Regions from separate parts of the Homo sapiens genome. Here region 2 is linked to region 1. Evidence: chromatin contacts called from ENCODE Hi-C or POLR2A ChIA-PET data. All regions are on one chromosome and are shown on one strand. The core of a region is the stretch at or near the end of the contact, and the rest is flanking DNA. Distances in the headings are between cores, read along the strand shown.

The links. Hi-C counts contacts between places; a loop is a spot of excess contacts on that map. ChIA-PET counts read pairs that join two places held with the same protein, here RNA polymerase II (POLR2A). Pooled maps may share reads with other maps.
Region 2: a loop to region 1 is called in a map of CD4-positive, alpha-beta T cell, with 2.2 times the contacts of the local background. The contact joins the promoter of POLD2 here to the promoter of MRPS24 in region 1. A Hi-C loop is called at or near these places in 3 of 168 maps with a recorded cell type or tissue (CD4-positive, alpha-beta T cell, CD4-positive, alpha-beta memory T cell and transverse colon) and 10 of 50 pooled maps. POLR2A ChIA-PET finds 5 or more read pairs at or near these places in 1 of 52 experiments (CD4-positive, alpha-beta memory T cell).

What each region holds. Positions count from the first base shown.
Region 1 is chr7:43,867,293-43,872,675 of GRCh38, forward strand. MRPS24 (mitochondrial ribosomal protein S24) reads right to left here and starts at 2,225. Exons shown (of 4, transcript NM_032014.3): 1 at 2,165-2,225; 2 at 2,016-2,084; 3 at 1,671-1,782. The coding sequence starts at 2,203. It overlaps URGCP-MRPS24 (URGCP-MRPS24 readthrough), which reads right to left. Exons shown (of 7, transcript NM_001204871.2): 5 at 2,016-2,084; 6 at 1,671-1,782. The coding sequence ends at 1,694. It overlaps LOC124901620 (a long non-coding RNA gene), which reads left to right and starts at 2,354. Exons shown (of 2, transcript XR_007060296.1): 1 at 2,354-3,542; 2 at 3,656-4,350. RefSeq lists silencers at 1,937-1,996, 2,297-2,356, 4,624-4,799 and an enhancer at 2,587-2,706.
Region 2 is chr7:44,122,057-44,127,948 of GRCh38, forward strand. POLD2 (DNA polymerase delta 2, accessory subunit) reads right to left here and starts at 1,492. Exons shown (of 11, transcript NM_006230.4): 1 at 1,455-1,492; 2 at 1-53. It also overlaps the pseudogene RNA5SP230. RefSeq lists a silencer at 1,178-1,887 and enhancers at 1,674-2,578, 2,098-2,157.

The DNA.
Region 1 (5,383 bases), core at 975-3,474:
CTTGGCTGCCTTATAAAAACACTGGTCATCCCATGGGCCAGAAAGATGAGGCTACCAGCTATTTTTGAGATTAGGGACATGAGCTAGGCCCAGGGCTTCCACCAGTGGGTTCCTCAGTGTGAACTGTGGATCCCCTGCAGCCCTTACAATGTCCACTAAGAGTCTGCACACCTACATCCAAACCTCAGACCAGAACCTGAAAGAGTGGGAGACAAGCATCTCTCTCTCTTTTTTTTTTTTTTTTTTTTTTTTTTTGAGATGGAGTCTCACTCTGTCGTCCAGGCTGGAGTGCAGTGGCGTGATCTCGGCTCACTGCAACCTCCGCCTCTTGGGTTCAAACAATTCTCTGCCTCAGCCTCCTGAATAGCTGGGATTGCAGGCGCCCGCCACTACGCCCAGCTAATTTTTTTGTATTTTTAGTAGAGATGGGGTTTCACCATCTTGGCCAGGTTGGTATTGAACTCCTGACCTCAGGATCCACCCTCCTCGGCCTCCCAAAGTGCTGGGATTACAGGCGTGAGCCACCGTGCCAGGCAAGCATCTGTATTTTAAGTAAGTTCTCTAGATGCATCTCAAACATCCAAGAACCCCTGTACTAAACAAAGCACAGTTGGTTATCAATTGTTCACAATAGTTATATTCTATAAAGTCACTGCCAACACTGACTTAGTGAATACTGAACCATTGCTCCTAGGTGAAATACAGGGTTAGATTCCTTTCAGCCTCTGGGCACCGTATTTTTGTTAACAAATCAATACATAACCTAGTTTCCTTTGTGTTTCTGTTTAAAGACACCTTGTTTAATATATATGGTAGATTCACTAACATTGAATTCAGGGCCAAGAGCAACTCATGACTGAAGAAAGATTCTCTAATACATGTATGTTCTCCCTAAGGCACGTCACAGCCTTCTCCCGCTTAGGAACACTAGATAGCACTTCAGCATTGCAAGGCCATTTTAAACAGCAAAATCACTAACAAAAAGCACGAAAATGCAAATTAAAAAAAAAAGATTCTAGACCATAAAAAGGACACCTTTTACAGTACGAGAGCTGAAACTAGGCAGAGCCTTGTCGACCTCAGCTCGGGACATGCACCTGGGGTGGCAGCTCCACCCACATCTCAGAGTGACCTTGAGAGTGCCCAGAGTGTTGATTTGGGGCTTACAAATAAATTTTAGTCAGTAGAAGAATCTGAAAATATGGAATTCATGAATAACGAGGGTTGTCTGTATATATTTACAGAGAAAAATTTGTGCTTTAGTGGAAAACTGCATTCCTTAGAGCACACTGTTCAGGGTTATCAGATTCTGCAACGGTTTCACTCCTTTCCTTGACTCTGAGCTATTTTACAGCTCTGTAAATTACAGATAACTGACAGGAATGCAAAATAATTCTTGTCTGTAGACATGCAAATAATTTCTGTTCAGTGGAGGATCAATTGAGTCCCTGCCTGCCATGGAAAAAGTCAGTTTTGCATCCATCTTCAAATTTGTTTCAACATCCTGATCTATATATATCTCTGCTTTTTTATGTCTCCCTTGAGTTGGTTTCATAGATTTCTGACCCTAGCATTATTTCCTGAGTTAAAGAAAACCTGTGACACGTGTTCATTTTGTTTACATGACAGTCGGATTGAGTGCTCCTTTTGGAGGCCTGGGGTCCGCTCACCTGTGTGCAGCGACAGCCAGCCTTTACGGTGGGCGATGTAGTGCGGCGCGTGTGCCTCCTCGTAGGTCACCGGCTTGTCCCCCTTGCTTACGCGTACTCGGGCCGCCCGGTTCTAGGAGCAAAAGGGGCCGTGACTCCACGAGATCCCCGATCCAGACCCCTACTTCGCGCCATGTCCCCCCAGTCAGCTGGCACTGTTCCCCGGCCCCAATCCCCTGATCCCTAAGCCCCGACCCTAGCCCCGCCTCGGACCCCAGCGACACGCCCCCTTCAGCCCGCACGGCTTCCCCGGCCCCCGGCCCCCCGGCCCCCAGGCCCCCAGGCCCCTGCCCCGGCGGTGCTCACCTTGGCGCAGACCGGGGAGGTGTGCAGGGCGCGCCAAGCGCAAGGCAGCTCTCGGCTCCAGGACAGCACCTGTGGAGGGAGGGCGCGTGAGGCGGAAACTAGGGACCCCACCTCCGACTCGCAGGGACCTGCCGAGTCGCCCCACTCACCCGTGGCCCCAGCAACCCGCTGCACACGGAGGCCGCCATCTTGGGCCAAGCGGAGCGCGGGACGTACCACAGCGCGCTGAGGGGTGGGGACGACCGCGGACGAGACCAAGTCGGAGCTCGTACTCTGTACTCTGGCGGGGGCGGGGCAGGGCCTCTGCGGGGCGGGGCCGCGGTATGCTGCTAGCTGTTACTCCCGCCTTCCCCGCAGCCCTGTGAATGCTCAGCCTTGTGAATGCTCATCCCGCCGCTGTTCGCTCTCCCGCGGTTGCTGCTTGCATAGGGTTTCAGATCCGGAAATTTGAGGATGCGAAACGTGAGATTTTCTCTTCGACAACCTCACGCTAGTACGGGTGATGGGTGTGCGGCCCACCGGAGCCCGCCCTGCCCAACCTGCACCCTCGGGGCTCGAAGAGGAGCCAAGCGTTTCCCCAGGTCCTAGTTATGCCTCCAAATAATATTCGTAGAAAAACAAAACAGAAAAACCCTCCAGACTTTTATCCACAAATAAAGAAGAAACATATTTTGGTTAAAACGTCACCCAATTCTTCAAGGATGACTTACGCAGTTATGCAAGAATGGGTTTGCCACATGTGACCACAGTGGTGACTGGCCCCTGAGGAAGGAAAATTTTAAGTACGGGGAAGGGGCCGGAGGGCAAGGAGATTCGTGAGAATATCGCAGGGCCTGTAATGCTGAAACCAGTGCGTCGCCACTATTATTGGTATCCAGTAATTATTAATGTCAAACGGAAAAATAGCAACGCGGGATATTTTATTTTAGAAGTCACCACGGTCATGGAAAAAACACGGGCTCTGGAGTCAGACCCATGTATAACAATCTTTGTACAGTTAAGACTCAGTTCTATTATCTATAAAATGGGCCTTAATAATAGTACTACCTTATAGAGCTATTAGGATCAAGAGAATATTTAATCAATGATGGGTTGTGTTTGGTTGAGTGATGTGAAATTGCCAATGTTTTGGCCGTTCTGGGTCTACATCATTCCCCTTAATGGTACAGTACTTGCATACTGCTGCGGTTTCCTGTCAGGGGGAGGACTGGATTATGATCCATGGGAAGGGGAAATGGAAGAACGGTGGAAATGAGTTGCCCATGACCACACTGAGAAGAGGGAAAGAGGGACCAAGACACAAGTCTCTTGACTTCAGTCCAGCCCATTTCCCATGACCAAGATTCCTCTGATTACATGAAGGTGGGTTCTCAAAAAACCCGTAATAAAAGGACAAGGTCTTCCATGTCCACTTCACCAGAAATGTTTTATTCTTACTTTTTAGGAACTGCGGCCCCCAACTGTTATGCATATTGAATAAAGGGACAGAACAGGGATGAGGTGCCCTCCAATGCATACTTTGCAAATGTAAGAACTTTCAACATTTCCTAAGAAATCCTTTTCAACTGACAATTATTTTTTAAAGTTTTCATAATGTTCAATAATTTTATAATTGTTAAGTTTCATTAATTTGCTCCAAGGTGGTGAGGAACATGGGATGTGGCATCTGAATTGCCTGAGTCCAAATCGTGGACCCAATGCTTCCTGGCTGTGTAATTTGGACAAGTGACTGAACCTTCTGAGCCTCGGTTTCTCTCATCTGTAAACTGGGGACAATAATGGTGGTTGTGAGAAGTACAGTATGATGTGCCTGGCAGAGGGAGAGAGCAGTTGTGGGTTTTGTTGTTGTTTTTAACGAGTCCCTGATAGCCACATATCCCGTTAGGGAGATGAGCCAGCTATTGAGGGTTCTGTGAGAACTCATAGCAACACCACCCTAATCAGAGGAAAGGGGAAGGAGAAAGGGAAACAAGATCCTTGGGCTGATCAGAGGCAGAGGTGGCAATGGCACAACACCTATTGGGGCCCAAGGTGGGCAGGGGCCACACCACGAAGGCTGTGGTTGGGAATCAAGTTTAGCCCATAAAGCAGTAGGCAATCAAATGATCAAATTTATGCTTTCCTCTATTCAAGCCATTCTCCCTTATGCCTGAGATCTCTCTCTGGAATTCCAAACCGATCTAGATCTTTCCAAGCATCACAATGGCCATTTCAGTGGCAGACATTTCTGGGGTTCAAATATCTTGTTATCTATCCTTTATTAGCTTTGTTTATACTGTGATTGGGGGAAAGGGGACGTGTCGGTCTTTACATGATTAAAATTACTTAAAATGACTTTTATACATCAGTATGAATGTTATATTGTTTTAAATAATCAGCAGAAAAATCTGACTGGGGATGTTTTATTTTTCTGTAACTTCCATTTGTTGTTGTTTTGATGCACTTTCCTTCTCCTATTAATTCCATAAAGGAGGCAGTATTTCCAGGCTTCACAGAGCAGAAGATGGAGGCTCACAGACTCACCTGAGGTTACAGAAGTAGTAAATGGTAGCAGGCCTTTTTGCTCCAAAGCATGTGCTCTTTCAGTATCACTTCCTGGGGGTGAGGGTTCAGACCATGTTAGGATCAGGGAATGGCCTGGGTTTCTGTGGCTTGCTGCAGACAGCTCCCAAGTGGCCCTCAAGGACTGCCTGGACATGGAAAGGCCAGGAGCATATGACCCCATGTGAAAGACCCATCTGCACCCTTCCTGGAGCCTAATGCAGAGACAGGGATGTAAAACTGCTTTTTCTCTGACATGAGCCTTTGTTCTGTACATAATAACCAAGAACCAGAAGTTGCTCCTATGCTCTCAAAGCAGTGATTTGCAATTGCATGACAGAGCCCCCTGGGTTCCACACCACCTCTGTGGGGAGAGGGCAGGCACTCACACTTTTAAAATGCCCCTTAGATGATTTCAATTTGCAGTCGGGGCTGAGAACCAGTGTCCTGAACTCACTCAGTTTATTTGGGAGACTCCCAAAATGTGTATTTGCAGAGCCCCCTTTCGGGGAGAGTGCTGTTGGATGCCCCTGGAAGATTATGGCAGCTCTCTAAGGAACATAGCCATAGTCCACGCCCACCACTCTTGGTCACAAGGGCAGAAGAAGGGAGGAGGGGTCTGCTGGGAGGTCAGGACTTCTTTGAGATGATCTGTCCAGTTGGGTGCAGCACAGCCACCATGGGCTCACCCAGAGTGCTCAGGGGATACAGCACTGGCTGGGCCATGGAGAGACACTGTGTAAAAGGGAGCTGTCAGCCCCCTTGTACTTCCAGAGCCTGAAGAGTTTCAGAATCCAGCCTGGGGGCGGTGGGGTGACATCTCCCTT
Region 2 (5,892 bases), core at 242-2,741, 250 kb after region 1:
CACACTCCTGACTTGCTTGGTCCACACAGCTTCGCCCAGGCCAAGGAGGTTCACTGCGAAAACACAAAGGCATTCCTGCTGCCCCTGTCCATCCCCCAAAGCAGCAGCTCTCCTGGTGTCTCACTGCACCCAAAGGATACTGGGAAAAGAAGGAGAACAGCTGTAGTTGACACCAGACATTGTGTCCACTTGGAAATTTATCGTGCCTGGATACCGATGTCTCACCCTGTAGCGGTCATCCAAAAAGAGAAAAGGAAAGCTAGGAGTGTTTGTCCCATCTGGAGTTCTTCCCGAACCCTAGACTCAGGTGTCCTGTTCCATCTGGACAACTACCAGGGTCTCAATCAAGTTCAGTTTGCCCCAAATGGAATTCCCGATCTGCCTCCATCCAGCTCTCCGGCACCTGTCTCATTTCCAGACAAGAGGTCTGCCTTATTAAATAAAACTTCTGTGAAATAATAAGCCTATTATTAAATAATAATAGAACTAAACCAAAACCAAAACATAAATCAGTCACTGCTCTGTTCAAAACTCTCCAAAGTGTCCTCATTTCATTGAATAAGGCCCCAAGTCCTTACAACTGCCTATGAGATCTGCTCCACTGGTCCTCTCCCCTCCTGGTTCCCACTCCTCCACCTTGGATCCCTCCCCACAGCAAGGGGCCTCTGAACTCTTGCTTGCCCCTCTCCCGTATACTTATAGAGCTCACTTGCCCATCTCCTTCAAGTTCTTACATCTTTACTCAAATGTTACCTTGTGCCCTGCCCATCTGATTTACAACTGCAACTCTCCCCAGTACTTCAACTGTTATTGTTGTTTACAACATTTACCTTCTAACAAACTGTATATTTTAAATGTATTGTCTGCCTGCTCCAACTAGACCATAAGCTCCAGGAGAGCTGAGATTTTTGTGTCTTATGCCACTAGCCACCTAGGGCTACGAAGTACAGGAGATGTGGTGAGTCCAACTGTGATGTTTGGGTTGGACACACAATGGATTTCTAAGAATAGTACAAAGAATATCCCAATAATTTTTTCACATACAATTGAAATAATAGTTTGAATATATTTATGGATTTACTCCAATTGATTTGTTTCGTTTTACTTTTTTCGTACACCTACTAGAAAGTTAAAAAATTCCCTAGCGGCTTGCAATCTATCTCCACGGGACAGCACTGGCCTGGGACACAGGCTCCGCACACGTGTCTAACGAGTGACTCGTTAGGAGCTTTTGGCTCGAACGTGCTTGATGGCGGCAGCAGCCAGGCCGCGCTACTCGGGATGGGGCCGAGAGCGCCCTGGGGGCTGTCCCAGTCACGGCGGGTGCCCCGGCTCGGATCCACGCGGCAGCTGCGGGACGTCCGCCAAGACACCAGCCCACCGACCCAGGAGCCCGGCCTCGCGGCCTGGAACTGCCACCCCCAGCTGACCCCGTTTCCCTGGACCCCACTCACCGCGCGGCGCGCCGCATCCCGCCAATCCCCGCGCGCCTGCCCCGCCCATCGCCGCAACTCGCTAATCCCCGCGCGGCTTCCCCGCCCATCGCCTAATCTCACCAATCGCTGCCCTCCTCGCCCCGTCCGTCACCAGGCGCCTCATCCCGCCGACCACTGTGCGCCCAGTCCCTGGGACGCCCAGAGAACGCGGAGCCACACCCTCGGTTTCCTGGGCAACGCGGGGCGGGGGCTCGCAGGCCGGCGCCGCGGGTCTTTGGTTGGCGGCCGCGCGTGCAGGGGTTGGGCTGACGGGGGGTGTCGGCCTCCAGTGGGCTGACCGCGTCACCCCGTCAGGCCCTGCCCAAACCTCCCAGTGGTCGTCACCCCGCCAGACCTCCCAGTGGTCGGCCGCCAGCCTCCTTGGTGAAGCCCCCAGCGTCCCAGCTTTCCCCGCAGAGCTGCCCACTTGTAGCGATGGCGACACGCGAGGAGGATCCCAACAGAAAGAAGGCCCAAGGCCCACTAACTTGGCCGGGGAGAAGTAACTCTTCCTGAAGGGATGGCGCGGGGTCTCGGGGTTCCTCCCGTCCTGCCAGCGTCTGCGTCCGGGAAACGCATTGGCGGTTTCGGGGTCCTCCCTAGCTTGCCCACAGCTGCACACCAGCTTCCAGCCCAACACTCCCCAATCTCCAGTGTCCTCGTTGTCCCCGTTACTCATACTCGTTCTTACCACCACGTCTTTCTGAGTGCTGTCTCCCACTTTGGGAATACTTTTTTTTTTTTTTTTCCATCTCCACTAATTTATAGAATTCCTCACCCCATCAAGAGACGCTTCCCCACTAAGCTTCCCGGGCTCTTCCCGCCGCGCGCTGATTCTCCCAGGCGTCCTCTAGCGCTACTGTTCTGCTACTTCCCTGGGCCTGTTTCCTAAGTCCAGGTCTTGTCTCCACAACGAGTGGATATTAACACTCGTTAATTATTACTTAATATTTTAATTTTTGTTTTTGTTTGTTTGTTTGAGGCAGCGTCTTGCTCTGTGGCCCAGGCTGGAGTGCAGTGGTGCGATCTCGGCTCACTGCAGCCTCGAACTCCCAGGCTCCAGTGATTCTCCCGCCTCAGCCTCCCGAGTAGCTGGGACAACAGGCGCGCAGCACCACGCCTGGCTACTTTAAGTTTGTGTGTGTGTGTGTGTGTGTGCGTGTGTGTGTAGAGACAGGGTCTCCCAATGGTGCCCAGGCTAGTGTGGAACTCCTGGGCTCAAGTGATCCTCCCACCTCAGCCTCCCAAAGTGCTGGGATTACAGGCATGAGCCACCACGCCCAGCCTTATATTTTAATTTAAAATGTGATATTTTAATTATTAAACGCCTTTGCAACTGCTTTGAGGTTATGACACATTAATTCATCTGCTCCTCAAATAATCCTTTGGGTCAGACACAGTGGTTCACGCCTGTATCCCAACACTTTGGGAGGCCGAGGTGGGAGGATCGCTTAAGCCCAGGAGGCTGAGGTTGCAGTGACCTAAGATTGCACCACTGCACTTCAGCCTGAGCGACAGAGCCAGACGCTGTCTCAAAGCAAGCAAACAAACAAAAAACCTTTGAAGCATGAACTATTATTTTTCTCCCACTTTACACATGAGGAAATTGAGGCAGGGAGGGCAAGAGAGATCATGTAGCTAGTGAGTAATAGCTGGGATTCACACAGAGACAGCAGGACTCTTGCTGGTAAGGTTGTACTGTTCTGAGCCTTCACCTGAAACATTGTACATGTATTGGGCAAACAAATAATTTTACTTTTTCCTTTCCAATTCAGATGCTTTTTATTTCTTTTTTCTTACCTGATTACTCTGGCTAGAACTTCCCATACTATGTTGAGTAGAAGTGGTGAAAGTGGGCATCTTTGTCTTATTCCGGATCTTAAAGGGGAAGCTTTCAGTCTTTAGCATTAAATATGTTGCTAGCTGTGAGTTTGGGGATTTGGCCTATGGATTTTATTATTTGAGGTAGTTTCCTCCTATTCTTAGTTTGTTGAGCTTTTTCTTCTTTCAAAAGAGTGTTGAATTTTGTCAAATACTTTTTTGACATCAATTGAGATGACCGTGTGGGTTTTTTTTCTGTTAATGTGGTCTATTACATTTATTGATTTTTATGTTGAACCATTCTAGCATTTCAGGAACAAATTCCACTTGGTGGAATTACAAACCAAAGTTACAATAATACTAGCTTTTAATGTATTCTCTTTTATATAATTAATTTTACTTTAATTGCACCTGAATTTTCCTTTAGCATAGACCGTTATTTCTCCCCTCCAAGTACTAACCAGGCCCAACTCTGCTTAGCTTCTGAGATTGGACACATTCAGGGTGGTACGGCCATAGATGAGATCTTTATTCGTTTATTCGGCTTTTTTTTTTGAGACAGGGTATCACTCTGTCACCCAGGCTGGAGTGCGGTGGCACAATCTCGGCTCACTGCAACCTCCGCCTCCTGGGTTCAGGTGATTCTCTTGCCTCAGCCTCCCAAGTAGCTGGGATTACAGGCATGTGCCACCACACCTGGCTAATTTTTGTATTTTTCGTAGAGATGGGGTTCCACCATATTAGCCAGGCTGGTCTCCAACTCCTCAGGTGATCCGCCCATCTCAGCCTCCCAAAGTGCTGAGATTACAGGTGTGAGCCACTATGCCTGGCCTCTTTATTCAGCTTTGAGTCACTGTCTAGTATCCTTTCATTTCATCCTGAAAGGCTTTCTTTGGCTTTCTTTGCAGGGCAGATCTAGTGATAATGAACTCCCTCAGCTTGTGTTTATCTGGGAATGTCTTCATTTTCCCTTATTTTAAAATAATGGTTAAGTGAGATACAGATACAGGATTCTCAGCTGACAGATTTATTTTTTTCTTTTAGCACTTTGAATATATCAATCTACTGCCTTTTGGCCTCTGAGGTTTCTGATGAGATAGCTGATGATCTTTTTTTTCTTTTTCTTTTTCTTTTTTTTTTGAAACAAGGTCACACTCTGTCACCCAGGCTGGAGTGCAGTGGTGGCACGATCTTGGCTTGGTGCACCCTCCGCCTCCCAGGTTCAAGTGATTCTCCTGCTTCAGCCTCCCGAGTAGCTGGGATTACAGGCATGCACCACCATGCCTCACCAATCTTTGTATTTTTAATGGAGATGGGTTTTTGCCATGTTGGCCAGGCTGGTCTCAAACTCCTGACCTCAAGTGATCCACCTGCCTCGGCCTCCCAAAGTGCTAAGATTACAGGTGTGAGCCACCGTGCCCAGCCAAGATATCTGATAATCTTTTTGAAGATCCCTTGTATGTGATGAGTCACTTCTCTCTTGCAGCTTTTGATATTGTCTCCTTGTCTTTGGCTTTCAGCAGTTTGATTATGATGAATCTCAGTATGAGTATCTTTGAGTTTTTCCTACTTGGAGTTTGTCGAGATTTTTGAATGTTCATATTCATGTCATTCATCAAATTTGAGACATTTTCAGCCATTATTTCTCCTAATAATCTCTCTGGTCCTTCACTCTCTTTTCTTTCTGGAATTTCCACAATGGGTATTAGTCTGCTTGATGGTGTCCCGCAGGTCTCTTAGGCTCTGTTTATTTTTCTTCCATCTTTTTCCTTTCTGTTCCTCAAATTTGATAATTTCCCTGTCCAGTCTTCAAATTGCTGATTTTTTAAATAAATTTTATAATTTTTAAATTTTATATAAGTTTTTTTAAAGATAGGGTTTTTCTATGTTGCCCAGGCTGGTTTCAAACTCCTGGGCTCAAGCAATCCTCCTGCCTCAGCCTTCCAAAGTGCTGGATTATGAGCATGAGCCACTGCACCTGGCCAAGTTTGCTTACATCTGCCTTTGAAGCCCTCTAGGGAATTTATTGTATTCTTCAGCTTCATAATTTTTTGCTACCAAGAAAAAAAACTCCAAAAAGTTTTCTATCACTTTATTGGAATTTCCATTTGTTCCATCACTTTCTTGACTTTGTTCACATTTTCCTTTAGCTCTTCAAGCATCTTTAAGACAGTTGTTTTAAAGTATTTGTCTAGTAAGTCAGCCATCTGGTTTTCCTCTGGTATGGCTTCTGCTTATTTATTCTTTTCCTTTGAGTGGGTCTTAGTCTCCTATTTCTTTGTATGCCTTGTGATTTTTTTTTTGTTGTTGTTGTTGTTGTTGAAAACTGGACATTTGCATCTCATGATGTGGAAACTCTGGAAATCAGGTGCTTCCTCTTTCCCCAAGTTTGCTGGGTTTTTCATTTGTTTGTTTTTATTTTTTATTTTTAGAGCTAGTGTCTTGCTCTGTTGCTCAGGCTGGAGTGATGTGTTGAGTTTATTTTTGATTATGAGAAATGTAGCTCAGGACACCCGTGGGTATAAGACCAAGGTGGTGGCCATCCTCACATTGCAGGAAGGTGTACATTATTCAAGACAGGCTTGAAATGACACGT